3 separate regions of the Mus musculus genome follow, and all the other regions are linked to region 1. Evidence: chromatin loops called from intact Hi-C (ENCODE). Cell type or tissue: left cerebral cortex. All regions are shown on one strand.

Evidence for each region. A loop is a pair of places that touch in the nucleus more often than their neighbours do. Peaks named below come from ENCODE experiments on the same cell type or tissue, not always from the same donor. Only the 100,000 strongest peaks of a DNase experiment are listed, where the experiment ranks them.
Region 2: a loop joins it to region 1, with 3 times the contacts of the local background. A loop is called at or near these places in 8 of 42 quality-filtered maps.
Region 3: a loop joins it to region 1, with 3 times the contacts of the local background. A loop is called at or near these places in 4 of 42 quality-filtered maps.

What each region holds. Positions count from the first base shown.
Region 1 is chr12:51,184,584-51,192,583 of GRCm38, forward strand. No RefSeq gene overlaps it. Among named protein-coding and RNA genes, the nearest start is that of Gm34745, 32 kb to the left of the region's middle. In left cerebral cortex, a CTCF peak has its summit at 3,855 (motif pointing left); DNase peaks (open chromatin) are centred at 992, 1,354, 3,298, 3,439 and 4 more places; H3K27ac peaks cover 3,825 bases.
Region 2 is chr12:50,995,146-51,003,145 of GRCm38, forward strand. All of the region lies in intron 2 of Gm40421 (a long non-coding RNA gene), which reads right to left. Among named protein-coding and RNA genes, the nearest start is that of Gm40421, 5.8 kb to the right of the region's middle. In left cerebral cortex, a CTCF peak has its summit at 4,673 (motif pointing left); DNase peaks (open chromatin) are centred at 3,366, 3,599, 4,288, 4,662 and 4 more places; H3K27ac peaks cover 1,925 bases.
Region 3 is chr12:51,054,024-51,062,023 of GRCm38, forward strand. The region is part of intron 4 of 1700008C04Rik (RIKEN cDNA 1700008C04 gene); the gene reads left to right. Among named protein-coding and RNA genes, the nearest start is that of 1700008C04Rik, 53 kb to the left of the region's middle. In left cerebral cortex, no CTCF peak of the experiment used is centred here; DNase peaks (open chromatin) are centred at 4,845, 5,194 and 7,162; H3K27ac peaks cover 2,101 bases.

The DNA.
Region 1 (8,000 bases):
GGCCAAAGGCAGGCAGAACTCTGTTCCTGGCTAGCCTGATCTATGTGAGTTCCAAGCCTGCAAGACTGTCTCAAAAAAAATTAGAACTGTATCATGGGGTTACCTTCAGGCTATGTGTGCAGAGAGGATATGAAGCATCGGTGACTTGTTTGTTTGTTTGTTTGTTTGTTTGTTTGTTTTATGTGTATAAGAACCTGCCTCCTTTGTATGTATACCATAATATGTGCAGTGTCCATGCAGGCCAGAAAAGGGTGTCAGATCCCCTAGGACTGGAGTTATAGGCAGTTGTGAGCTTCCCTGTCTGGGTGCCAGGAACTGAACTCAGGTCCTCTGAAGAGCAATGTTTTAGTTACTTTTCATTGCTGTGACAAAACACTATAACCAAGGCAATTTATGAAAGAGTTGTATTGGAGCTTACACTTCCAGAGGATGAGTCTGTACCATCATGGCAGGGAGCATGGCAGTAAACAGGTATGGTGCTGAAGGGTGAAGAGCTTACATCCTTCTCCGAATGTGAGAGGAAAGAAAGGATTAACCGGCAAATGAATGGATTTTCAAAACCTTGAAGCCCAAGCCCAGGGACACACCTTCCTCCAACAAGGCCACGCCTCCTAATCCTTCTCAAGCAGTTCCATCCAAAGGAACTAAGAGTTAAAATACATAAGCTTACAGGGGCCATCTTCATTCAAACCCCACAAGCAGCATGTGCTCTTAACCCCTGATCCATCTCTCCAGCACCAGACCAGCAAATAGTTTTGAGTCCCATTCCCAAGGTACCTCATGACTCTAGACATCTCTCAAACTTTTATAATGTAAAATCTAAAATACCTTTGGTCACACACACTTCAAATAAGGATATCGAGTTTGAATTATTTCTGCTGCTTTTAGTATCCTCGGGGCTAAGTATTCTTACACCGACTGAATATATTTAGAGCTGCCTAGAAGGAAGTGAGTCATATAAAATGCAACACTGGTATTCTTGCAGCACCATGGGTAAGCTTCAGTTCCATTGCAGAAGCTCACTATTTACCCACCTTTACCATAATGAAGCATACGGTGACCCATGCAGACCCCTTGCATTCAGAAAACGCTCAAAAGACCTTTGCCAAACCAAAACTGCAGAAGCTGTTGCTTTGTTCCGCTGGCCTATGTACATTTCTTTTTAATTGATCAGAGAAAGATGAAACTGCCAAAAGAATTAGTCTATTGCTGCCTCTCTAACAGACTCTTCTCCTCATCGTCCCTGGCTTGTATTGGAACCAGATGGTAAAACCAAGACGGGAACACGCTTTGGTGTCCAGAAGGAGGCCGGTCTGGCCAAAGCACTGTCACTCCTGTCAGCAGCCAGAGTCAAAAGCATTTTTTGTAGTTAATCATCAGGAGTGCCTACTGGCTCCAGCAGCCACTCACGCAGTGTTTGTCAGCATGAAGGCTCCATCCACACCACAGATGACGCCATGTCGGCGAGAAATGTGTTTCAATATCCTTCAGCAGTGAGCTGAGCAAATTTTCATGGCTGACACCCAAAGCAACATGCAATTTAGTGCTGGACTTCTTTTTGACCAAATTCTGTGAATGCCGATGCCTCTCATTTCGAGAAACCAACCTCTCACTACAACTCTTCCCTGGAACATTCATTAAAACACAGGATGCAAAAGATTGCAGCAAATTAGCAAAATGTCTTTAAAGTAATTGAGACACACACACACAGGCACACTCTCACACAAACTCACACATGTACACATACACTCACACACACTCTCTCTCACACACATACACACACATATACACTCTCTCACACACTCTCACACAGCACATTTTCTCATGTACACACACACACACACACACACACACACACACACACACACACTTTAATTTCAAAATATGTAAAGCTAGTCTTAGACTCTGCAATTTCATGGATGAGAGCCTACCAGTAGAACTCTTGTCTACTTCAGTGGCAGCAATCAGCTGCATCAGTGAGAGGGTGAATATGAAAATAACAGAGGAAATGCACTGTGCTTTGGAGCTAAACTAGAGGCGTTTGGTGGACATATGAAAGGAAGACACCGAATAATAACAGTACAAAGTGTGTCACAGGGTGAGCTTATCAGGCCTTATACGTAGCTGATGGAGGCTATTCATTTCTTAAGTACTAGAGAGAAGCAAATCTGAGCATCTGAAGAGACACGTCCAAAAATGGCTCCTCCACTTTACAGTTGAGGATTGTCACCATATCAGAGCAGCTCGGATGAATATTTCATACGAAAGGTTTAAGTAAAGAAATTTTCAGGAGACACCTAGGACAGAAAAACCAAATTGCAATTCCATATTACAATATTGCAAGAAGATCTGACCTCTCTGTGTGGTACAATGGCACATGAGTAGCAAATGAAACAGGGCTCGGAGCACAATCCACACAAGTGTCAAGTTGTACCTGATAAACGAGTACAGAACCTGGAGCCCCATCGTGATGAGGCTATTCTGTTTTTCATGATACTTATTTTCCTAGTGCTTAAAATTCATAGTTTCTGCACAAAATAAAGTAAAGATGGCATTTGTTATACTAACCTCACTAGAGTCAGACTAGTGGAAGTTAAAAATCCCCGGTGACGTGTAGACTTATTTGCTTTGGGTTGGTAGCATCTGAAATATAATGATCGGTACCACGATCTCTTTTAAAAATGTCTCATAAACTGAGATGTGTGGGCTGCTGGGTTGGTTTAGTTTCCTCCTTATTGTTAATGGTAGCTTTTTTCCCTGTAAATAAACTTAGTTAGACTTAATGATCCTTATTGCCTTTTAATTTCGTGCAGAGAATATGTCATAATAAATAAAAGTGATATAGAATGCTTATAATTAGACAATAGTCAAAAATCCTCAATACTGTGGATAAGACTTAACATGTGCGATTTATAATGGGTAACAATTGAAAACCTCTAGAAAACAACCAGGCCGGTTCAGTTATATTTTTGCTTAAAAGGCTATTGTGTGTTGGCCCCTTTTCCCATGGTGAAGCTTAAGGTGGATAACATGCCATGATTTCAACACTGAACTCCACAGTAGAGAGAAGTAGCAGGAGGGAATGCACAGACTTCTTTCCCAAAACCCACTGCCTAACTTAAACGCCTTTTGATTGGCTTCTCATTTTCGTTCTCAACAAAAATGATTGGAAACAAGCTGCCTTAAACCCTTCACTTTAGCTGTTAACAGAGCCAATCAGAAAAAAAGACCGGTTTTGAACCTACCCAGTAAATAGGTTCAAACGTTTAAAGACATGGCTCTCAGTTGCCCTTTGCTAAAGAGATGCCTTCTTCAGTTCCTCGAGAAGAGGTTATTGGTTTTGCTTCCTGAAGCACCAAATGAATTTTAAACTGCTTTGTAATAATTAACATGTTCCAGAAAGAATCCCAGTGCTATGTTTTGATTCATTATCCCAAGAGCTACAGATGCTGTGGCGGAAGCTGCGTTCAGCTCAAGGAAAACACTTCTCAGGAAGGAGTTTTGGGGTGCTGGCCTCTGTTTTTGCTATATATTATGTAAAAAAAAGTGCTTGGAATCAACTGGAAATAATCCTACATTTAAACAAGACTCTCGTGTCAATTTTCCCCTCCCAATCATATTAAGAAGTCAGTAAAATATGAATTACATAAAACCAAGGGATTCATGTAGCCCTCACCTGTTACATAAGAAGCAGAACATTATGTAATGTGCCTTTTCTTACTAATTCTTCAAATTCTGAATGCTTTGTGTGACACCAAAGAACACTGAATAATGGTGTTTAAATATTTTTAACTGTTTGAATATGCACAGGGCATCTACACTAATATTGCAAGTAGTTTGGTGACATCTAGTGGCAATAAATGGTGACTTGCAGCCAGAAATGTTCAGATACCACAGCAAAGGAGGCTGCTGGAACCATGAGAATATAGGCAAGCAAAGAAGAGATTTCTTGCCTTCTTGAAAAATTACTTCACACTTATGGCAACTACTATAAAAATGTTGATTGTATAATGCAGAATCTTCATAAAGCATTTAGAATGAACACACATGCACACACACACACATACGAAAACTGTAACACTTCCACCTACAAGAAACGACCATTCATATTAAACATTTTCTCTTCCTCACTTTGTATGTTTTGATGATCTTTCCCACTAAGTATGGAAATTCCCAGTATATAACCTTATAGCCTGGTTTGTAACCATACAGCTGTTTTTGCATGCCGCTTGTGTAACAATGAGAGCTCTGAGAGGACTTGCACTTCACGGCTGGATGCCATACATCGACACGTCCATGGCTTCTGTGTGACAACCCAGGACGGAGCAAGAGCACAGTTGCAGAGAGGGTCTTTCACTGCAGCAGTTTTTAAAGTACTACGTTGTTCAGACACATGACAAATGTGTGCTTTGCATTTATTGCTGTGTTAGTGGAGCCTAAAGACATGAGAAATGATGGGCCTAGACCTTACCACAGACTCAAGCATTCTAAGAAGGAAGAAGGAAGTGTATTTTAAATCACAGAGCTATGAGCAGTGTAAAGCATCTTACACTGGGTGTAGTTAGAATTTCTAGTAAAAGGAGGAGCAGTCGATCCTTAAATGAGAGATAACAGCTGGGTGGGAGTTGAGAGTAAGCAAGAACCAAAGGTACGCTGGGCATGGTGGTGCACACCTTTAATCCCAGCACCCGGAAGGCAGAGGCAGGCGGATTTCTGAGTTCGAGGCCAGCCTGGTCTACAAAGTGAGTTCCAAGACAGCCAGGGCTACACAGAGAAACCCTGTCTCGAAACAGACAAAAAAAAAAAAAAAAAACCACGAAGGTACTTTGCTAGAAGCAAGCCTGAGCAAAGTCAAGAATGGACTGGCATGATGTGGGCTGGTATCCCCCAGGGAAAGCCACAGCAATGGCCCATGTGACTGGAAGAGGAACAGAAGTAGATGGTGGAGGCTTACCAGCATAGTTAGAATATGCACTGAACATTCCTTTTTAAGGACTGCAACGTGATTACGTTAGCATCCTATAAAGTCGTGCTGAGGAAGTATAGCGCACAAATAACAGAGACCAGCTAGTGGGCTGCCACAGCATTCAAAGAATGAGGATGAGGCCCGAACCCCTAAATACTAAAGTTAGACAGAAAGCCGGAGATCCACAAGCTAAGAGAAGACAGACTAAAAGACTCAAATGTGCTGGTCAGCAGAAAGGGCGTGCCAAGGGGCATGTGGGCCTAGGCTGACTATGACTAGAGGGAAATCAGACAATGATTAACTTTGGAGAAATGTATATGAATTTTAAACTGCACACTGACAATGTGGTTCAATGTTAACCCAGCTTTAGTGCTCTTATTAACATATAAATGTGTGTGTGTATGTGTGTGTGTGTGTGTGTGTGTGTGTGTGTGTGTGTGTGTGTATACATGCATACATATATGGTCAAGTTATTAGGGACTTTCTTTAGCAGATGGGTCAAAATTAGTACATCTTCACCACCCCAATGCCAAAGAATGCTGGTACTGTGGGTAGGATGGTTAACATCTCTAATTGGCCCCTGTACAATACCAGGACTTAGGGGGTAAAAGGAGTGCTCAAAGGGTTAGAGACATAATCAAAGAGACTCAAAGGAAAACTAATTTTAGCTGTCACTGAGGTTTGTCTGTATCGTGTCATTAAGAAGACTAAATGACCTGCTGAACTGTGATACTGAGAATGCATTGCTACTGTGGAGAACGGCAAGATGATAGACTCAAGCTGTCTGATGACTCTGTGCCTGTGCCTACATACATACAAAGTGCAGGGGAGAGCTTAGAGGGGCCTGGATCCCCTGAGCAGTGATCCTATGTGCTGTCAGCATCAGCATGCACCGCCCTTGGCATGTGCTACAGCTGCCACTGACAGCGAGCTCAGCTAGGGATGACTGCTTTACAGACATTATTATCTCATTGGAATTCTCCCGAAAAGTCTCTGAGTTTGACCCTTTGATGCTTATGCAAGTTTACATCATTTACCCAGAGCCACTCAACCCATCGGCAGAGAAGCTTAGATTCAAACCGTGCTCTCCAACTCTAAACCTCTTTCTCTCACCATGGCCCTCCCTCACTTTGGCTCTGTTCATTTTTTTTTAACATACCAGGTTCTGTTTTGTTGTTGTTTAATACTTTGCAATGAACCGTGCATGCCTCTAGCTAAGTTATTAATATCAACATAGCTTTTTCTTCATTCTTCAGGCTTGTGGTTCCACAATTGACTTTGTAGTATCTCTTGTTTTGCTTCAGAGCAGATAGAGCTGGTATGTGAGAGACAGGTGGCAGCCAGTTGCTATGGCAATTGCCTGTCATTAATGATAAAGGGTAATTACTGCAGCAAATTTCTGTTTAGCTTGAAAATCTGACTTGCCCCCTCCCCACAGGGGGCACAACCCTTTATCCCCTCTCTACTCACAATGGTCTATCATGTGCCTGGACCACTTAGCATCTCTGCTAAGAGCTAGTGAAGCCTGACTTCTTAAAAACAGAAGAAAGACTAGATGAGTCACGTCTGAAAACAGCTCAGAAAGATTCACATTTCCCACATTTATTGACTGTCTAAACGTGCTTTCCCTTAATTAAAATTTGCCAAAAATACTACAACCCCACACCTTACCCATCCATAGACCAAGTTCAATGATTTTTTGAATGACAACAAGGCTTAATTACTAGACGGTCACAATATAAGAACAAATGACGTTTTCTAACTGACTTACAGAGCTATATTTAATGTTATATCATATATTTAGTGTTATAAGTTTTCCCCAACTCAGCTAGCAGCCCTTCACATTTAGTGTGCCAGAGGCACTGTGAGTGGAGGCTTTCTGTAGGAGTTCAAAATGGGAAAATTTTACCCATGTTAGGTTAGAGACTATGATAAATAAATATTGTCAGAAAATAAATGGCAAAATGAAAACCCAGAAACTGCAAAACAGAATAAAATTAAACACCTGTGTTGTTCCTCGTCTCCTTCCACCCCTGGCATCCAAATATGTCTCCTTCAGCTTCTTCTCAACCATAGTTCATAATCACTTTGCATGCCAGTGAGGAATCCCCAGGCCCTGTTCTCACAAACAAGTAATGGCAGTCCTATTACATAATTATCTTTTTCTTTTTCAAGTCCTCTCTTACATTTGATATCCAAGATATGGAGAAATGGGTGAGATTTGAATCAGAGATAATGTACTGTTCTAAGAACATAGAGTGTGTGCTTTTCCTGGAGACCAGTGTGTCAACACATCTAAAATTCTATTCCCTGAGCTGGGCTTGCTAATCAAGGCTGTGTGTTGCTCTAAGTTTTTGCACGTGGCCATGGAGTACTAAAATGGAGGACATTTAAGAGACTTGGGGTTGTGTAACAAATGTGGGAAGGGGAAAGATATGGTTGTATGGTTCACACCCAGAGCCTGGAGTGTAAAGAGAACGCTTGTCACCTAGGAGCAAGGAAGCATTCGATTTTTTATCAAGGCGGGATAATGCTTTTTCGTCTTGAGAATCTTAAAGCAACAAAGAAAATGAGGGAGTGTGTGCAGAAAGTTGTAGCCAACTCTCTCTTGAGTTTCTGTTCTATGGGCTGGCATATTAGGAGCAAGAAGTCTGAAGAAGAGAGAAAATTGGAAAGAGAATGAATGGGGAAAGAAATGACAAGGACTTCGAGGTCTACAGACACAGCATTGCTACTGGATGTCACTAGACTCAAAAGTCAATGAGCTAGTCTCTTTTGCGGAGGGAAGCTCTGCCTGTTTTAGTCCCTGGTACATTTCAAGCCTCTGCAAGTGTGTTTGGAACATGGTAAACTTTAAGTCAATATTTGCTCAACATGTGAGTCACATCATTTTAAAGTTTTCTGCCACCTTAATACAAAATCTCATCGTCTTTGTTTAAATGTCTATAACCATAAAGGCTACCTGGGCCATAAATTACCACATAGATGGTAGCTGTACCAGTCAGGGCAAGCAAGACCAAACAAAACCAGATGA
Region 2 (8,000 bases), 190 kb before region 1:
TGTTGATGTTTGCTCCCAGTATTTACAACCTAAGTAGCAGACACTTGGAGTATTTAAAAATGGCCTTTTAAGGGTCTGTTCTGACTTCTTTTCCTCTGATCACATGATCAAAAATGAGTATATATCATTATGGATGTCATTTTCTTAATTCTTCCTAGGGAAAAAAAAATAAGAGAAAATAATACAGAGCGTTTTCTTTTCTCAAACTATCAACTCAATGAGACGGCCATGATGGAACTGGAAACCTGGCCTTCTTAACACACCTCCTTCCATAATCTCCTGCCCATTCGGACACATTCCCTCCTAGTCATTACTCAATAGCACTCCTTCCGCCTCCGCCATAGCAGCACTTATCATACTAGAGAAGATGTGTCAAAGCAAAATAAAGGTAAATGACTGGAAATGAAAGATGCAAGCTGAGCTTGGCACACAGGCAATGCCAGCCAAGGAGGAGGAAGAGATCTCCGAACAGTGGTAGAAATTTTACTTAATGTGGTAGCAAATGTGAGTCTGTCATAATACATTAGATTTTTTTGAAACCTTATTAAACAGCTGATTTTTTTTTTTTTTTGAGACCTGGTATTCCTCCCCACCCCCACCCAGATTCTGATCTATCTAAAGCAGGCAAAAGGATGATTGAGTCAACAGTGTATCTTTCAGTTAATCCAACCCAGTTAAGTTTTTCCCTGTTACCATGTTCCATAAGGGCAACCCCACACTGGCAGTTTGTTGTTAATTACATTTGATGTGCAGTAACACAAGAGAGCTAATTAACTTGCATCATAAAAGCTTTATTTACTGTGACAAATTAAACAAACTCATAAAGTGTTCAGCCACAATGGATCTCAATTATCATGCAGTCCAAGTAATGTGCTACAAACATATTCTCGGGCCTCTCTCAGGTATCACTGCAGCCTTACAATCCTATGAACATTACAATTAAAAATGGGTCTTTTATTGAATAAAACTCAAGTCAACTGCCATTTGCTTTGCTTTCTTTGTAAGTATAAACATGTGTGGGTATGTATGTGTTCTCTAAGGTACAGAAGCTAGATATGTTGGTCAAAATCCCCTTCCTTCCTTCCTTCCTTCCTTCTATCCTGATATCAAAACCTAGGTCTTCCATGTGTTAAGCACATGTTGAATAATTAAGCCATACCTCTAACCCGTATTTAATTTCCTAGCCCTTGCTTACTTCACAAGTCAATAGAAAAGTCTTAGACTTCTAATAAAGAAGTCTTATAAATCCAAAGAAGAAAAGGTAGATTCTAAAGTCTATATTCTGTATTCAACATAGCTTTCTAAAACCAAGCATGCCAAATTCTCCTAGGCAGTATAGAGTCCTTACAAATACATTTCAGCTCTGGGAAAACTCAACTGCTAGAAGTATACAGCAGCACCTTCCATTGATAGTAGAATGAGAAAATAAGGTTTGTCTATCAGTAGAATTCAGTAACCCATCTGAATGTCTTTGGAGTAAGATCTTCTGTTGTTTTGGAAAACACTAGTCATTCATCGCACCATTCTTTACAGAATAGGGCCTGGGATTAATTTATCTGCATACAGTATTTAGAAAAATATTTAAGCTACTGAGACACTATTTCCTACTTTCAAAATATAAATAGCATGTAAAACAGCCACTGTGGATTAGGGTAAAGTTGTATATTGTGGTTGTCTTCATGAACATTTGTTGAAAGTCTCAGTACTAGAACACAATGTTTTCAGGCCAATAACCAACAAAGAAGAAGAGCATTTTAGCGGGCAGTGTCCTTCTCTACATGACAGCTTGGCCATACCTGTATTTCAGGAGTAGGTTTGTGAGAAGAAGCACTGAGAAATGAGGGGGAAATTAGGTGACTATTTTTTTGTTTAAATAATCTCACTGATATTTTTGATCTTAGCCACCCTTGTAGAATCCTCCAAAACAAATAAAGGTGTAAATGTTGCCTAAGAGCTGATTTTCACTGGGAAAAACAAAAAACAAAAAAACAAAAAAAACAAAAAACCCTGAGCTTGGCAAGAAAGGGTCTCTACAAAATCAATCCAGAGACCACATTTGGTCCTTTTCTGTTTAAGCATCCAAGAAATGGCTGGCATGTTTGTCACCTTCAAGGAAATGGCTGGTGTGTCACCTTCAAGACAGGGTGCCCCAGCTGCCCACTTCTTGTCTGTTGACATTTATGAATTATCTGAAAGTCTGTAGTTAAGATTTTGAGTCATTCTGTCCCTAAAAGATGTTGTCCTCTTTCTACCTAACTGGTGTTTTTGTCTTCTGGACAGACATCGAGCTCCTATGAAAAGAAGCTCACCAATAAAGCCTTGTTTTTGACAATAGGTCACAGCAGGGGCTGGGAAAGAAATCACAGTAGGAAAGGCAGCTGAGTGTGGGCATAACAAAATGCCCTTTATTTACAGCAGCACAGCCTATAATATGCAATTTCAACGCCGAGCTCCACCAGAGCAAGTTGAACAGACCGCTGGTTCTCTAATGAAAACTTTGAATGATTCCAAAGGTCTAGGGCCCTTTGCACTGGGTGACCATTATGTACTAAGAAGGCAGTGTGAGTATTCCACCTTAGAATATTCATAGAAACCAATTCCACCCTTCCGCCTCTGCCACCACGTCCTGGCCAGGACATGACAGCTCACAACCCTCACATCAGTCTCCTGAAAGAAAGGATGACAGAAGGCAGAACAATCTTGTTTTCATTTCCTGACCTCTTTGTAAACTGCATCTCGCTTAAACATCTCCCACAGACCTACACTTCATGGGCAGAATCTGTTTGTCTCCCCATCCCTGGGACAATTAGGAGATAACGTGAAAACAAAGACTGAAAACAGAAATAAGATCTTAAATAAATCACTTATACAAATGAAGAGATACAACTAGCCATACCGAAAATCTTCCTGCCTAGTTTACATGCAACAATCCCGTCATTCACTATTCGCATCAGGAAAGAGAGGCACATAAGAGGCTGACCGATTTATTACAAACAGGCCTTTTTATGCTAGCCTGATTGCAGAGATGTTACTATAACTGAGAATTCTGAAGAGGACATTAAAATACAGCTACAATGCCAAATGGAGTGGTTGAATTCTTACAGCTTTATTCAGTCTGAGCATGGCATTCCCTTCCTCGTGTGGAAGTCCATGGGTGGCCATTAAATCAAACTGAGCCTCTTACAAGCCTATTCATATTGACCAGAGTATGGTGGCTCATTTAGCCAATTCTGCAAGTGCATATTGCAGAGGGATGGAGGGGAGGTAAAGACCCTCTAACACTGCTCAGAGCTTCCTTGATTACAGTCCTCCCCGTGGGACTCAGGTGTTACTCAACCCCATCCCCATCGCGAATGTTAAGAAATTCCAAGCCCAGGGAATGACGACGACGGCACATTTCTTTCTGCTCACTTTGATTTGAACGGCAAAACTTCAAGAACATCCAATTCCCTCTGATTCTGCTTCTTAGCACAAGACTTGCTGTGAGTCTCTTGTGAGGATGCACGTTGCTGACTTATTGGGAAACTGAAGGAAAACGACAAATACTGGCTGCTACCCATGAGTTTATAAGGCTTTCCATCCTGGCTGAGGTGGCAGCTAGCAAGGCTTCCTTCCAAAATTCAAAGTTAGACAGTTCACTCTTCCTGAAACTTCCTTGTGGGTAGAAACTGAGATGTCCCCACTCTTAGTTTACAATTCTCCTAGAGTTATATTTTGCTCGACAACTCCACTGAAATGCATTTCTGATGAAGTCGTGGAGTAGAACAGGAGGTATTCAAGTTCAACCCAGAATAACGGCGAGGAACGGCACACAGGCCTTGCCTACAGCCATTTGGACCTTCTCTGAAGATTGTCAATGAATCTGTGATTCACCAACAACACCTTGACTTCATTAAATTGTAATGAATTGGGTATCAAATACGCTGTCCCAGAGAATGTTATTTATATTTGACTTTACCAAAAAAAAGGGGGGAGAGGGTGGGACTGTAACACTATAACAATAATTTTCTTATGAGGTTCTAGAACTGATTCTAAAAGCAGACAGAAAACCCACTTAAGGAAGAAGAAAAAAAAAAAAGTTCAGCACCCACACACATGTCTGCTTCTTTGTAAAATACTTATTTAATTTCGTATATGCTTATTAAAAGTTGGCCAGTAACCAAACTACAAAATATTTTACAACAAATAGCCCCCACTAGATCATCTGAGGCACCGATTTTAACACGTATTTTTACAGGATAGTCAAGCCTTCTGAGGCTGGGAGTGATATAAATTCCACTATAGTAAGGACACTCCATGTCACACTGGAACTGATACGAGGGATGAGGTACCATGTGTACGGACAGCATAGTATAGGGTGCTTAATTGTAGTGGCAAGCACACAGTCCTTGTGCTTCAGGCTCATCCCACTGCTAAATTACAGTGGTATTTCCCTTTATAGTGTTATGAAATAAACTGCAAGATCTCTAAGCACACACATTTTGTTTGGTTCCTAAATCAGACACATGTTTTCCCCATCCCAGCTCCCAAGAGCTGAGCACACAAAAGCATTCCATTCAGCAACAGGCAACTACAGTGTTCCCCTTTCAGGTCCTTGGAAGCTTTCAGAGCTCCATCCGGCTTTAAGCCTGTACGGCTCAGTCAGCGAGGTGTCCGCGAGCGCCTCCTTGTGGCGAGAAGGACGGAGCCTCCACTTACAGCAGCGCTCACTCCCACCCTGTGCAGCTGGCATCTGCCCAGGCCAGCCCAGAGGGCGGAGGAGAAAACACTCCTGCCTGGTGCTGCCCTGATAAATATCTGATGTCTTGGCTCTCCTGGAAATCCGAGACAGTCCATTCTCCTAAGAGGGGTAGGCACTATGGCCTTTAACTCAGCCTCTATTCTCCACCGAGGCCATGGCTCATTCCTATCCAAACTAAAGCTTGTTTGTACCATGACACTAATAAATGTGCCTGGATGTGGTTCCGACTTCCTAGCCGTCGGTGTTACTCAAATACAGAGTAATTATAACTGGATTCCTAGCTAGCGTTTTTTTTTTTTTTAAGTCTCCTATAACATTTAAATTAGACTAAATTCAGCTGTTTGAGTGCCCTCTGACAATGTATTTTCTCTCAGCTCGACGACTGTTTTATTGCTCCATACGCACTTGACCTAATCGACAACATCCTGCACTCTGAAATGTTTATACTGTTAAATGAATTTTTAATCTAACTTTTACAGCATTCAATTTCAGTTTCATCAGCCATCCACAGAGCAATATCTAATGTTTTAAAATAATCTAGACAGTTAAAAGGAGGGAGGGGGAGGGGGGAGAATCGCCGTGTTATGAAGCAAATGATTAATTAAAGCAAATTAGATTCTGGCAGCTCTTGCTATCATGGTGCATTCCCGACCAGACTAATAAATCTTCGTTGAGAATGCGCCTCCGTGAGGTTCAAGAGTCACCTGGGAAAGGACATTATTGACTAATACATTTTACTGTTAGTTTTATTTGTTCCTGCTTTATGGACTAATAACGAATATTTTTCAAACAGAGTGCATCCATGAGTCCGCTTCTGCTCCGTCTGTAAGGGTGGGTTCGAGGGAGGCTGAGAAGCTAGAAAAGTTCTTTCTATGTGACGGAAGTCAGTTATGGCAACTGAGACAGCTTAAGATGCCGGCAAACAGCAATAAGTCCGAGGACCACGGCACCACGCCAGCCTGCTGCAGCAGTGACTGGGGCAGATCTTGGGATTTCTCTGCACCCTGCAGCTCGGTGGGAGCCTCTCTCCTCTCCTGTTTGAGAGGTTTGTCTTCTCCCTGTCCTAATAGCTGGCATCTCCTCATTGGGGCAACTAACAGCTCTCTAAATCCAGCCAAATGCTGTTGCCATGCTCACTGCAGTCTTTGCTGTTTCTGAAGGCACAGAAGGGAGAAATTGACAGCCATTTCAAGAAAGGGTCCATACATGTGCCTTTGATTTAGGCTGCTCACAGTATTGCCATTTAAATCAACCTTTAATAATTTCTAATATCAACTGTTGCAGGGTTTGTTTTTTTCAAATTCATACTTGTGGTTGCCTAATCTGTATGTTTTAATATGTGTTTCCTGCAACTTTCCGTCTGCTGTACCCCTGGCTTGGATCCTTTCTGCCCAGATCTCAGCGAATGCCTGTGTAAACCTTAAGGGCTGTTCTCTGTGGCCTTCACTCACTGCATGTCACGCTGCCTAAAACCCATCAAGACAAGGCACAGACTTATTTGAAGTCTGTGGTGTTGTGACAGCGAGAAAACAGTTTTAAAACAATGGTGTGCATACCCAGAATACATTTATCTTGAGATTTATTAAATGAGGGGGAGGGAAGGCCATAAATCTCCAGAGTACATTTTTAGATTGCAATAAATAACCACACAGCATTAAATGTTTGTGCTGACTTTTAAACTGTGCCCCCAAGAATCTCCAAAATACAGCCAAGTGCATTAATATACCGGAGACCCTTCAGGCTTTCATGTGCACTGAAGCTCCACCTCCTGCCATCACTCGGCTAATTTTGATTACAGAGTAAATTGGCTATAGAAGGAAAAAAAAAACCCACAAATTTTAAATATATACAAATAAGTATTCTACTGTGTTCCTTTTAAGAGCAGATTGTGAAGTGAGCTACGATTACCCATCAAAGTGATTTCCTGGGCCCACCACCTCATCCCTCTCCCATCCTCCACCTCTGAGCACGTCTCTCTCTGGCTTGGGCTCCCTTTCAGCTTTCTGCAGCAGAGATTCCTGGTGCTGTGCAGAATGGAAAGCAGCCTGTGGCTCTGCTCAGCGTGCAGCTCATCCCCTGGCCACAAGCAGGGCTTTTGCAGACAGTTTAAAAAACGATCCGGTATTGCATGAGTTAAAAAAAATTCCCCCTGGAAAAGCTAATTATTGCATGCAGATACTTCTTTGTGTGATCAAGGAGGGGACAATTTAATAGGCTCTGTAATACAACCAAGAACAAAATTGCTTTAAAGGAAGTCTCTTGTTGAGTGACAACTCTGTTGCCTGAGCCAATTAGGTCCCAATAAAGAGTGTTGAATTGGCTCCTGCTTTCTCATTAATTATGTTCTGTCACAGACATGGGGCTTGATTTAGCAATTTTGTATTACATTAAGATACTGAAAGGCTGGGAACAAATGGCTCGCTCTGATAATAGGCATTCTCTCCACGGTGTGACATTTACTATCCAGCTGTCCGTAAGGCAGCCTAGCACTTCAGTTCAGGGGCTTATTTGTCATTGCTTCAAAGGGACACTCAGCTTTTCACAAAAAAAGAAACAGAGAGGCTAATAGATAGGACAAAATGTACCGCTGATAAGCTTTATTAGAGATGGGACGCTAGGGTTTTGCTAACAAGCTCATCCGTTGGGACTCAGCCGAGTTTGCTGCCAATCATCCTCCACACAAAGGCACACTAGTTAACAAGGAGAAATGAATTACAGACACTTATTCTGCCGGTGGGATCACAAATACACCAATCTGTGAAAGAGGCACAAACTCCAGAGACAAACTACATATTTGTCAATAACCTCCTAGAAAGAGCCCTAGTAATTCTTTGAAGACCTTTGATTTCGCATCCCTCTAAAATACATGTATAGGAAATGTTTTCGTTACCATGACATTCTTTCTTTGTTATTTGTACAAATTTTCATCACATTAGAAACAGAAAACCAAGGAGGTCTGCAAATGTTTTAGTGGGTCTCTAGACACTACTTTTCATATCCCCCCACAGGGAGCTCATGCGTTGGTTATTTCATTAAGGCCAACAGAAAATTAAATCTTTAAGCTTTAGGTTTGAGCTAAAATCCAGTACCACATTAAATAATCTATAATTCTGGATGTATTGTGTTTACAGAGTCCAAGAATAGGATTGGTTTCCAAGTGGAAACAGAGTACCTTTGGTCAAACAATTAGATGACATTTTAAGTTGAAAATATGCACACACACACACACATACACACACAGAGATACATATGTACAAAA
Region 3 (8,000 bases), 130 kb before region 1:
TTCAATATATACAAAGAGCTCATGAAGCTGAACACCAAAAAATTCAAATAACCCCATTAAAAATGGGGTACACTCTCTTGGGCATATATCCAGAAGATGTTCCAACTGGTAATAAGGACACATGCTCCACTATTTTTATAGCAGCCTTATTTATAATAGCCAGAAGCTGGAAACAACCCAGATGTCCCTCAACAGAGGAATGGATACAGAAAATGTGGTACATTTACACAATGAAATACTACTCTGCTATTAAAAAGAATGAATTTATGAAATTCCTAGGCAAAAGGATGGACCTGGAGGGCATCATCCTGAGTGAGGTAACCCAATCACAAAAGAACTCACATGATATGTACTCACTGATAAATGGCTATATTAACCCAGAAACTTAGAATACCCAAGTTACAAGTTGCAAAACACATGAAACTCAAGAAGAAGGAAGACCAAAGTGTGGACACTTTGCCCCTTCTTAGAATTGGGAACAAAACACCCACGGAGGGAGTTACAGAGACAAAGTTTGGAGCTGAGATGAAAGGATAGGCCATCTAGAGACCGCCATACCCGGGATCCAGCCCATAATCAGCCTCCAAACGCTGACTCCATTGCATACACTAGCAAGATTTTGCTGAAAGGACCCTGATATAGCTGTCTCTGGTGAGGCTATGCAGGGGCCTGGCAAACACAGAAGTGGATGCTCACAGTCAGCTATTGGATGGAACACAGGGCCCTTAATGGAGGAGCTAGAGAAAGTACCCAAGGAGCTAAAGGGGTCTGCAACCCTGTAGGTGGGACAACAATATGAACTAACCAGTACCCCCCGGAGCTCGTGTCTCTAGCTGCATATGTAGCAGAAGACCATCATTGGGAAGAGAGGCCCCTTCATCTTGCAAACTTTATATGCCCCAGAACGCCAGGGCCAAGATGTGGGAGTGGGTGGGTACGGGAGTGGGGCGGGGAAGGGTATGGGGGACTTTTGGATAGCATTTGAAATGTAAATGAAGAAAATACCTAATTAAAAATATATTTTAAAAATGGGGTACAGAGCTAAACAAAGAATTCTCAACTGAGGAATATCAAAGGGCTGAGAAGCACTTGAAAAAAATGTTCAACGTCCTTAATCATCAGGGAAATGCAAATCAAAACAACCCTGAGATTTCACCTCACACCAGTCAGAATGGCTAGGTTCAAAAATTCAGGTGACAGCAGATTCTGGTGAGGATGTGGAGAAAGAGGAACACTCCTCCATTGCTGGTGGGATTGCAAGTTTGTACAACCACTCTGGAAATCAGTCTGGTGGTTCCTCAGAAAACTGGACATAGTACTACCGGCAGATCCAGCAATACCTCTCCTGGGCATATACCCAGAAGATGTCCCAACTGGTAAGAAGGACACATACTTCACTATGTTCATAGCAGCCCTATTTATAATAGCCAGAAGCTGGAAAGAACCCAGATGTCCCTCAACAGAGGAATGGATACAGAAAATGTGGTACATTTACATAATGGAGTACTACTGAGCTATTAAAAACAATGAATTTATGAAATTCTTAGGCAAATGGATGTATCTGGAGGATATCATCCTGAGTGAGGTAACCCAATCACAAAAGAAGTCACTTGATATGTGGGAAGCAGGTGTGGTTGCAGGCCCTGTGAAACCCACTTGTTTACTGCCTTGCCCGAGCATGCGCAGTGAGGCTGCATGTGTGGGCTGCCTGCCAGGCTGGACAGTTAGTTCCTCGTCATCCAGACCTGTCAGCCTATCTGTGAACAACCTAAGCTCATGCCTGGAGCGTGTGTGAATTCTGAATGGATGAGGTGGGTGGAGCTAGAAGGAGAGGAGTAGGCGCGAGTAGTGAGGTGAATTGCTGTTTAGCCCTTGCCCTAGGTAGAAGCCAGAAGTAGAATAGGAGTAGTTTAGCCCTTGCCCTAAGAAGAAGCTGCTGGGGAAGAGAGCTGTAAAAGAAAAAGTTGCTCCATGAATCCAACTTGGTGTCTGTGTCGTTTGTGTCGCCACCGGCTTGGAGGACGAACAACATTGATATGCACTCACTGATAAGTGGATATTAGCCCAGAAACCTAGAATACCCAAGATAAAATTTCCTAAACATAAGAAAATCAAGAAGAAGGAAGACCAACATGTGGATACTTCATTTCTCCCTAGAATAGGGAATAAAATACCCATGGAAGGAGTTACAGAGACAAAGTTTGGAGCTAAGACTAAAGGATGGACTATCCAGAGACTACCCCATCCGGGAGTCCACCCTATAATCAGCCACCAAACATAGACACTATTGCATATGCCAGCAAGATTTTGCTGACAGGACCCTGATATAGCTGTCTCCTGTGAGGCTATGCCAGTGCCTGGCAAACACGGAAGTGGATGCTCACAGTCATCTATAGGATGGAACACAGGGCCCCCAATGGAGGAGCTAGAAAAAGTACCCAAGGAGCTTAAGGGGTCTGCAATCCTATAGGTGGAACAACAATATGAACTAGCCAGTACTTCCAAGAGCTGGTGTCTCTAGCTGCATATATAGCAGAAGATGGCCTAGTCAGCCATCACTGGGAAGAGAGGCCCCTTCATCTTGCAAACTTTATATGCCCCAGTACAGGGGAACACCAGGGCCAAGAAGTGGGAGTGAGTGGGTAGGGGAGCAGGGTGGGGGAGGGTATAGGGAATTTTTGGGATAGCATTTGAAATGTAAATAAAGAAAATATCTAATAATTTTTTTTAAATTCAAGTTTTTCTAGAAATTCATTTATTAATCTATGACTAAAATTTATAACAAGCAAACAAAAACTCTCAGGCCTTTCAACGCTGACATTTGAGAAAATACTGGAATTTGCATAGCCGTGACAAGCCAGTGCTTCAGAAGAGAGGTTTAGTATTTTAACTAAAGATACAGCCAAGAAACATGTAGCCACAGTCACCCATGACCCCTACCCCAGTGTTGGGGTCGTAGCATCATGTCGTGTCTTTCTTTCTTTTGGGGGATCCCTGGGGATCTGTGCTGTACACAGTGTCCCTTAGAAAGAGCACATAAACCAGATGGTTGTGGCACGTGCTTTTACTCCCAGAACTTGCGAAGCAGAGACAGGTGGATCTCTGAGTCCGAGGGTACCCTGATCTACAAAGTGAGTTCCAGAGAAACCCTGTTTAAAAAAAGAAAAAAGAAAAGAGAAGAGAAAGCACACCTAAAATGAGTCTCCAAAGAATGCCAATAGCTAGTGGTATTGAATAGTAGATGATTAAGAGATGTTTCTAATCAAATCATATAAAGTGAGACCACCCACTTTGAATGTGGGCGACACCTTCAGGTGGCAGACCAGATAAAAAAGAAGGTGGAGGGCAGAAACTGCTTTCTGCTTATTTGCATTCACTCCTGCTAAGGCTCATCTATCCTGTTGTTGCTACACTCCTTCACTGATTTAGGAACAGCCTCTCCGGGCTTCCAATACCGACCAAAGACCTCATACCTCCTGGAATCCTCCAGCCCTTCGGCACCAGATTGGAACTACTAAGGCATCTAGCCTCACAGACTGCAGTACCAGGTTCTCAGCCTGTCCAGCATGAGGCAGTCATCGTTGAACTAGCCAGACCATTGAGCAAGCCAATCTAGTGTGTTTTTAATAAAGCCATCCTATTAGCGGTATGCCTCTAGAGAACTCTAACACACCAGCATCTCCCCCTCTTTGGCATTCTCACCCCTCCCGGTTGTCCCCTTTGTTTCCAAGATAGTTTTGTTTCTAACTGCACCTCATCTGTACATATGTGGCAAGATAAGATATAGGACCCACACATGATGGAAAACACAGTGTGTATCTTCCTGAGACTAAGTTAATTCACTTTATATGGTGAGAATGATTACACGGGTATTTTTGAAACTTTTTTTTTTTATTTTGCCACAGTGAGTAATCCCTCGAGACACTGATGTCCATGACTGAAGCGTTCCAGGCAGATCTGTGTTAGTCACTCGGGGGCTTCTGCACAGGTGTTTTCCCTTTATAGCCCTCTGGTCTTCTTTATTATGTGACATTTGACACAGGAAGCTCTTTTTTGGTTTTTGGATCCTTCACCTTTCTTTCACTGCTTCCAGAGTTTGATGGCTGTTGTGCCTCTGAGTGATCACTACTCCCGATCAGTTTCCATCTTGGGGCCCAGAGTGATTACGACACAGTATTTCGTCTCGAACTGAATGAGTTCTAAAACCCTTATGGCAATCAAAGGACCAGACACAGAGGGCATCCCTGCCGTAGCTACACCAACACCTTACAGAGAATGAGGAAGAGGCCAGGCCAAGGCGACACCTCTCCATATGCTTCCTCACCAAGGGCAATTTACTGAGGGCTCAACTGCCTTTCCGAACTAGAAGAGACTCGACAGAAAGCCTGTGTGTGCTTTCTCAGAGCATTGGCGTTTCCAAGCCATCCCTGCTTTGACATTTCACATTGACAAAGGAAAAGACTGGCCTAGCCGATGTAGCAAACAGGGACACTGCTACTTTTAAAGACCATGGACGTGTCCCCTCTATTTGAAAGTCAGTGGAGGAGATGTGTTTAGTCGAGCAGAAGAACATTACCATCAACAAACGGAGCTTGTCTACACCCAGAAGCTCGGCTGAACGCTGGGCAGGGCGCAAAAGGCTGAGCTGTCAGCAGATGGACTTGTCTGTGTCCTGCTGACTCAAGCTGACGGGGTTAATGCTCTATGCAGAAAATGCTCGCTCCTTGCCTCTTCCCATTCTTTCCCTCAAGGAGCAAGCAATCTGGGAAGTCAGGGAGCTCTGGGGCCGCCTGAGGAGCCAGAGGAGTTTCTGTCGGGGGAGCTCTCTGGCTTCTGAGGCAGTGTTGGAATTCTGAAGGGAAGCCGGAAATAGAAGGAAGGAATAATGAGGAGGAAGGGCGGACCTCCTCTTCCTTCTGTAACCACGAGAGAGCCCTGCTGTTGTCAGCTTCTCTTTTAAATCATCTCTTGCAAAATTCAATTTGAAGAAAAGAGTCTACTGGGTGTGTTTTTTCCCCCAGTACTTGTTTAACTACAACTTTATTCCTAAACATTTTGGTTGGAAATCAGCAAGTTATAAGCCTATTATAGAAATGAGCTGGGTTTTAACTTTTTTATTTTTTATTTTTAAAACCCCAAACTTTTATTTCAGAAATATTTGGCTGTAGAAATGAGTCAGACATCTCGTTTTAGCTGAGGCATTTTTGCCAAACAAAATGAAAAGAAAATATGAAAATCACTTCTCCGGGGAGAGAGAGAGATGTTGCTGCAAGGACTGCTTTGCTGTTGCTAGAAGCATTCCTTACAGACCTTAATACTACACACAAGGAGGGGCGTAACATACTAATTCCACTACAGTTTGTCTTTGCATTTAGAAATTTAGTCATGTCAGTGTTATATCTATAATTCTAGAGTTCAAGAAGTTAAGGCAGGGGAAATGTGAGTATAGGCCAGCCTGAGCTTAAAAGTGAGAACCAGGCCAACCTGCGCTACAAAATGAGACTCTGACTCTACCTTCGAATGAATGAATGAATGAATGAATGAATGAATGGAGTATTTTGTAAGTTAATCTTTAAGGGTCTCAGTTTACAGAGGAGGCAGACTTTCTATAGACAGAAACAAGGATCTCTAGAACCCTGGAGTTGACTGAGGTATGATATTGATAACTTATAGAATCCTGTAAAATGTATCCAGAGATACAAGAAGAAAAGAGGACTTTCACTACACAAGGTCTGCAACCTAGAAACCAGAGAAATCAGATGTGATGTGGCCATGCTCAGAGGCAGTCACTTCTTTAAACACATCCAGCTTCCGGAACTATGAGAAATAAATTTCCAGTTTCTACGAAAACTCAGTCTCGGGGAGTTTGTTACAGCGGCACAACCTAAGCACTTCACCCCATGATCTGTGTGTCTACATTGAAAGCATCATTGCTCTACTGGGTGCTTTCCGCTCCTGAGTATGGGAAAAGTACCTGACGTGTGTCATCCTCTTGGATGTTCCCACACGGTAGGTAAGGTAATCATCTCCCTCTAACAGGAGGGAGATAACTAACACACAGTACAGCCAAGTATTTCACGTCCTCCATCTTGAAATACACGAAGGCAGATCTAAATCCCAGTTCTAGATGGTTCTAAAATACAAACAATCCCAAATACTCGTAGAATTCTTCCTGAAAGCTAACATATCTTGTCCATTGCAGCCTTCATTATTTAAAAAGCATTTCAACTCACCTTTTGAAAGCGCCATTTCAGAACTAGTTTGTGAACCATGCAAAGAAAACTGTTCCCCTAAACCCATTGTATAGCATACAACATTTCAGATGACTTTTTAATTTTTTTACAGATCGGATTTACCCTCAGTAGATAAGTATTTGATATTCTTAATAATTTTAAAATAATATTCCCCTGATGTTAAAGTAACTATGAGATTTTAAAATTAAAAAAAAAACAATTCAATGTTATTAAATTCAGTGTGTGTTTTATTTCAGTGCTGATTTTGAAGGAACAACCAGCATTTCGGGGCAGAATCTCCATGCATTTCTTTTCTAACCCAGTATTTTTTTTAAAAAGGGTGTTATTCAGTGAGTCCTGATAATCAACCAGATCTCGGCTGCATTCCCACATGGTCACCACCCCAGGTGGATTCTGTTTCTGTCCTCATAAGCCTACTCATTGGAGAAAGTCAACTGTCAATGGACGGGAAGAAGATTAACCAGAAGGCGAATCTGGATCTCCCTTCAATGATGTCTGAGTCCTTCGGACATTGCCCAGAGCACCCCAGAGCACCCCAGTCTATCCTTTTCTCATAGATGGTGAACTTGACCCACATTCCCTCAGAAACCACAGCTCTCTCTCTCTCTCAGTATGTGCCTCCAGGTTTTTCTCCTAAAGAAAACTTCTCTAGGGGACCCAGAGAGCCTGTGTACCTGCAGCTATTGAGCATTCTGATGAAAATTAGTATAAATTTGAAATTCCAAAACAGTATCGGATATCACTTTTGAGCTAAAATCCAACTGCGTTGGGAAGAGATTGGCATTTAAACAGATGTCAGCAGTGTTTTGGGAAATGTAAATTGAGGTGCAGATGGTGACTGCTAGAAGTTAAGAGCATCTGTGTTCTATGGGGAAAAAAACTATATTTGTGAAAAAAAATTTTAAATAATAACTGAAATTCCCAACTTGATTTTGAAAGAAGACAAGAAAATATCCTCGTTGGATGGCACTGTTTGATAAGTTTCCCATCAAATCAAACAGGCTTGAATGTCTGCATCTTGTTTTTATCTTAGGCTAAAGATGAAGGCTTCACCCTAGCTCTTTTAGCAAACCCAACCTGGAACAAACACAGACTCCAGCAGGATTGCTACCAGCATTGGGGAAGAGTTTTGACACCTCTCTTCCCATCCAAGTTGACTCTCCATGTGAGCTCTAAGGAAACTATCAATTGTCTATAGCAACATCAGGGGCACTGAAGACACCAGCCCTTCACAGCCATGACACTAGGACATTTTTTTTATTTTAGTTTTTAAAATGAAGATAAAAATATAAATACCTACCCATGTAATATTGCTATAAATATTCAAGATACATGGAGCACACTTATAGTCAATGGTCAGTATTTTGTTTTTTAACTGCTAATAGTTTGTTTATACTGCCAAAACCTGACAAATACAGAGGTGGATGCTCGCAGCCAACCATTGAACTGAGCATCGGATCCCCGATGGAAGAGTTGGAGAAGGGATTGAAGGAGCTGAGGGGTTTTGCAGCCCCATGGAAAAAGCAACAGTGTCAACTAACCAGACCCCACGGAGCTCCCAGGGACTGGACCACCAACCAAAGAGTACACATGGAGGGACCCATGGCTCCAGCCACATATGTGGCAGAGGATGGCCTTGTTGGACATCAGTGGGAGGAGCGTCCCTTGGGCTTGATGGTGTAAGATGCCCCAGTGTAGGGAAATGCCAGGATGGGAAGATGGGAGTGGGTGGGTGGGGAGCACCTT